Regions from separate parts of the Homo sapiens genome. Here region 2 is linked to region 1. The links are chromatin loops, found by intact Hi-C in ENCODE. Cell type or tissue: endothelial cell of umbilical vein. All regions are shown on one strand. Links, peaks and the distances in the headings refer to the core of each region. The heading gives the core; the rest is flanking DNA. Region 1 has its middle 130 kb from the start of SP4. Region 2 overlaps SP4 (Sp4 transcription factor).

Evidence for each region. Hi-C counts contacts between places; a loop is a spot of excess contacts. Peaks named below come from ENCODE experiments on the same cell type or tissue, not always from the same donor. Only the 100,000 strongest peaks of a DNase experiment are listed, where the experiment ranks them.
Region 2: a loop joins it to region 1, with 7 times the contacts of the local background. A loop is called at or near these places in 4 of 110 quality-filtered maps.

What each region holds. Positions count from the first base shown.
Region 1 is chr7:21,299,401-21,302,331 of GRCh38, forward strand. No RefSeq gene overlaps it. Among named protein-coding and RNA genes, the nearest start is that of SP4, 130 kb to the right of the region's middle. In endothelial cell of umbilical vein, for the core only: a CTCF peak has its summit at 1,468; no DNase peak of the experiment used is centred there.
Region 2 is chr7:21,495,832-21,498,762 of GRCh38, forward strand. All of the region lies in intron 5 of SP4 (Sp4 transcription factor), which reads left to right. Among named protein-coding and RNA genes, the nearest start is that of MIR1183, 26 kb to the left of the region's middle. In endothelial cell of umbilical vein, for the core only: a CTCF peak has its summit at 1,451; no DNase peak of the experiment used is centred there.

The DNA of each region.
Region 1 (2,931 bases), core at 176-2,675:
GTGTGCTGTTAAAAATTCAGAAAGTGATTAGCCTTGGGGGCTTGGTGATTGGAAAGAGACAGTAGGGGGCTTTTTCGGGAACTGTAAATGTTCCCTTTGTTTATCTAGCATTGGTTTAACAGGTATGTTCTGTTTGCAGAACTTCATCAAATTACATATGTTTATGTGTATATATTTAATGTATAGCATGTGTGTATATATACATAGCTGTATATGTACATATATATACTTATACATCAATAGAAATGTTTTTCAGAAAGATTTAAAGGTGGAGGCATTATAAAGTTTAGTTGAAAAATAAGGAAACACATATATGCCAAGAGTGGCTCCTAAATCAGCATTTTTATCAATATTAAAGATATTCAACCCAAATAAATGTGGATTTAAGATTATGTGTTTTACCCCTGGAAAAATAGAATGCCTGCTCTAAGCCCTGAGGATTCCTGTTTCTGGGAGATAAGGTTTTCCTAAAGTTCAAGTTTGATATCAATCTTTGTATTGTTTTAAGTATAGAAAAAAAATTCACGAATTTGGACGCAGAAGCAAAATCTCTACCTCTGAATTTGGGGCACCAGATGGCCGAACACCATTTATTTATTTTTAGCCTCTTGTGAAAAAATTAGTGCCCAACAACTGAATGAACTACTTTTTTTTTAATTTTCCACAAAAATTTAAATTTATTTTTAAATCGCCGAATTAAAACAATGCAAATACAATTTTGGAATACAAAAAGATATAAAATCTTAAAACTATATAATTATTAAGATTTTTGACTATTTTACATTTTAAAAGACGTATGTTTTTACCTGGCATATTAACTATAATTACTAATTTGTGTCCTGCTTTTTAAACTTAATATATAATATAATTTGCTTATTTAATTATGCTTATGGTTTATTTTGTGCACCCCTCCTTCAACTAGAATATAAGTGTTACAAAGATAGGACAAAGGTTCATGCTTATTTTGTTCCGTGATATCTTTCAAGTGCTTACAACAATACCTGGTACATTTAGGTGCCCAGCAAATATTTTTTGTGGATTAAATGTTGAGCATATTATATATGTATGTATATAGTAAATGTTGAGCATATTATGCATAAAAGGATATATGTGTGTATATAAAAAGATATAAATGTATATATATATACACATACATATATATCTTTTTATATATCTTTTTCTATTGCTATAGTTTTCCAACTTTTCTTTCAAATAAATTTTATTCTTCACTCTTGAGAAGAGTAATCCTGGAAAAAAAATATTCCTACTCAATGTTCTACATTTAACATTTCACAAGACCATCTTATCTTTAATACTTTTTAAGTCAGAAACTGGTTGCAAATTCGAATGCTTCTAAGCTTAGCCAGTTAAATAAGTGATCATCTGGGGTGTGAAAGAGGGTTGCAATAAGGAGTGGTGGGATCTGCAGAAAACTTAGAGTGTACCTCCCACCATATCCAGAAGGGGCAGCAGCCATTCATCTCTAGACAATAATATCTATGCAAGAATTAGAGTGCAGTGCCCACCAGGTCATTTGATTTTTCATGAGAAGACAGAAATGTGAAATTTTACCTGTGTGCTTCTGATCTTCAGTATTGCCAACTAAATCTAATTTTTATAAAACTTTGTGCAAATTTACACACCCGGCCTAACAAAATAAATCCTAGGGTACAATGAGATACCATTTTACATCCATCAGGATGGCTATTATTAAAAAACAAAAAAAAAACCTCCAGAAAATAACAGGTATTAGTGAGGATGTAAAGGAACTGGAACCCTTGTGTTTAGCTGGTGGAAATGTAAAATGACACAGCCTGTGGAAAATTGGATAACAGTTCCTCAAAAAATTACACACAGAATTACCATATGATCCAGCAATTTCACTACTTGGTATACACCCAAGAGAGTTGAAAGTCTCTAAGAGATATTTGTACACCTGTGTTCATTGCAGCATATTTATTTATTTATTGAGACAGGGTCTCATTCTGTCACCCAGGCTGGAGTACAGTGGCACAAGCACAGCTCACTGCAGCCTCGACCTCTCCAGGCTTAAGCGATCCTCCCATCTCAGCCTCCTGAGTAGCTAGGACAACAGGCACACACCAGCATGCCTGGCTAATTTGCTGTTGTTGTTGTTGTTATAGTTGTTATAGCAAAGGGGTTTCGCTGTGTTGCCCAGGCTGGTTTCCAACTCCTAGGCTATAAAGTAATCTGCCTGCCTTGGCATCCCAAAGTGTTGTTTTATAGGCATGAGCCACCGCACCCAGTCAGCTTTATTCACAAGAGCTAAAACATGGAAGCAACCTAACTGTTCATCAACAGATGAATGGGTAAACAAAATGTGGTATATACATACAATGGAATATTATTTAGTCTGAAAAACGAATACAATTCTGACATATACTGCAATATAAATGAATCTTGAAGACATTATGCTACACAAAATAAGCCAATCACAAAAAGACAAATACTGTATGATCCCACTTATATGAGGTACCTACAGTAGTCAAATTCAGAGACAGAAAGTGGAATGGTACTTGCCAGGGGCTAGGGGTGAGAGAATGGAGAGTTACTCTTCAATGGGTACTGAGTTTCAGTTTGGAATAATGAAAAGTTCTGGAGTTGGATGGTGGTGAGGGTTGCACAACAACGTGAATGTACTTAACACCACTGAACTATACACTTAAAAATGGTTAAAATGTCAATTTTATGTTCTGTGTACTTTACAAAAAATAATCATCATCATCCAGTGAACCTACCTCCAGTGTGAAACTCCTCCTCCAGCTGTCTATGCAGATTATGTATCGGAAAACTGGCTTCCCATCACTTGTGCAGTTATTTGTGTACGTGATTGCAATGCTTTTGTCTTTTGTGTTTTGGTTCACTATATGGAGTAGGCTGCCCCGAAAGCAAATGTATCAGTAACAGTAA
Region 2 (2,931 bases), core at 339-2,838, 200 kb after region 1:
ATTACTCAAAATTGGAAGTAACCCAAATGTCCTTCAGCTGGTGAATGGATAAAAATATCCATACATTGGAGTACTACTCCCCAACATAAAGGAATGAATTATTAATAAACAGCCACATGGATGAAACTCAGATGCATTATGCTAAGTGAAAGATTTCAGAATCAAAAGACTGCATAATATATGATATCATTTATGTGATATTCTGGAAAAATCAAAACTATAAGGACAGAGAACAGATTTGTGTTTTCTAGGGCATAAGCAAGGAGGAGGGAGAGTTCAACTACAAAGAGACACTACAAAGGAATTTTTGGAAGTGATAGCAACTCTTCTGTGTGTTTATTTTGGTGGCGATTATGTGACTGAATGCATTTGTCAAAACTCATAGAACTCTATACCAAAAAAATGAATTTTACTGTATATAAATTAAAACATAAATGTTAAAAAAGTGGAGACAAACTCATTTTGAGAGACTACAGTGTAAAAAGGGAGAGAGATTTACTATTTTATATTTTAAGAATTCAGAACAGTTTTCTGTTAAGCCTCATGTGCATGCCTCAGTATCAGGCAAACACTTCTGTTAACTCTGCCAAGGATAATAGGATTTAGAGCCAAAGGGACTCCTGAAAATTATTTTGTGCAACCCCATCATTTCATAAATAAGTAAACTGAAGGCTCAAGAGGCTAATTGTCTTCCAAGGCTCTAAATGTAGTTACTCTTGCTGCTTTCTAGATTTTCTCTTTGTCTTTGTCTTTCAGCAGTTTGATTATAATGTGACTCGATGTGACTCTCTGCATTTAACCTACTCGGAGTTCATTGAGCTTCTTGGATATGCAGATTATTATTTATTTATTTTTTTTTCAAATTGGGGAAGTTTTTACCTATTTTTCAAATATTCTTTCTTTAAACACCTTGGAACTAATGAGTCTCTCAGCCTGTGCTGAAAGGTTCTGTGTGCATGTTGCAGCTTGCCTTCAGCACTCAGCCAGTCATTTGACATCTCTGCCTTAGCCTTCACTTTCTGCTTACCTAGAGCCTCAGGATTAGGCACAGATTAGTTAGGGCCTTCTCATGCTATTCTGAGCAGGCTCACAGCACTAAACGTGTGTGACCTTCTAAACATGTATGACCTTCTAGATTCCTGTGTATATGTCACAGGTTTTTAAAGCTCTTCTGAATCTCTTAGCTCTCAGCTAGCTTTTCCTTTAAAGCCTTTTGGTTAGTCTATTGTTTGTCCCAATTATTATCCCCTGTCTTGGGCATCCATGAAGTTAAAATACTTGCTTCTAATTGTTTTAGACAAACACATGCCCTGCCTTACATCTGGGAGAAGGCATTTCTCATGGGGCTACTTCACAGAGTCAGATTAAATATGACAGTTTTATAAGTGGAGTCTTCAGGGAATGATTATTTGGGAATTAGGCTTTGAAAGAGCCTCAGCTGTGTTCCACCCCCTCTAGTGGCTGCCAGATGGTGCCAAGAATTCAGGCTGTTATTTTTCAAGGCTGCCACAGAGGTGGGGAGTGGAAAATGAGACTAGTAAGTTAAAATACTACAAAGCTTGCTGTTCTTACAGAAATTCAGCCATTTTTCTTGAATAAACACTTCCATGGATTGCTGCAAGCCTTGATTAATTGCCAGAATCTGAAATGGTTGCTTTTGACAGTTTTTTTCCCATAGGTTTTTGTTGCTTTTATGGAAGAGCAAAGTTTTGGAGGTTCTTCACCATGGTCAGTGACATCATTTCTTGGTTTTGCTCTTGCCCCCTCTTTCTTTCTGAAGCATCATAAGGATTAGAATGATCCTTGTGTTGATGAGTTCTCTTTGTGACATGTTGAATGATGCTGTCTGTGGCACATCCAGGAAATGTCTAATTCACAGCTGAGTTTCGGAATCTGGATCTTGATGTAGTCATCTATTTATAGATGATAGTTAAAACAAAGTGGATTAAATAGCCTAAATAAAGCATTTATAATGAAATAACCAAAGAGCTTCTATATTTGAGTTGATAATTGCTACAGGAAAAAATGAAAAATCACTCATTATGCAGATTGGTGTCCCTATAAATTCATGGTCTCAAATCTCAACCAGTTTCTCAGAACTGCCTATCAATCTTAGTCGTCTTTGTCAGTTTTCTCATTAACTTAATTATTATCTAAACCTCCTTAAGTCTTCTTATATCCCTTGTCACTCCCCTTCAACCTCGCCTTACTCTCAGTTTTCTACTTAAAGAAAATTAAAGCATGACTTCTCTCAAATTATCATCTTTCCCCCCTTATTACAACCAGCCCTCCTTATATGTGGATTCCTCATCCTCAGATTCAGCCAACTAGAGATTGAAAATTTTTGAAAAAATAAAAACTGTAAAAAATAATACAAATTAAAAATAATATAACAACTATTTATATTAGTCATAAAAGTAATCTAGAGATGATTTAAAGTATATGGGAGGATGTGTGTAGGTTATATGCAAATACTGTATGCACCATTTTATATAAGAGACTTGAGCATCAAATGATTTGGGGATCTACGGGGTCCTGGGACCAATCCTAGTGTATACCAAGGGCAACTATCTACTTTTACCCCCAGGTAAATGATACTGGAAAATGTAGGGTACTCATGAAAAGACTTTAGATATTCTAGGCCGCGTAGGTAAGAAAGAGTGTAGGAGGGACTGATAGACTGGGAGTAAGGTAGGGGTGTTTCAGGAACTACATGGCTCTCAGTTTGAATAACTTGAGTCCTTACATTCAAAAATGATTACAGTTAACCCTTGAACAACACAGAGGTGAGGCAAGTCAACCCTCAAGCATTTGAAAATTTGCGTGTAACTTTTGACTCCCCTAAAACTTAACTACTAATAGCCTGCTGTTGACTAGAAGCCTTAATGATCATAGTCAATTAACACGTATTTTGCATGTTATATGTATAAT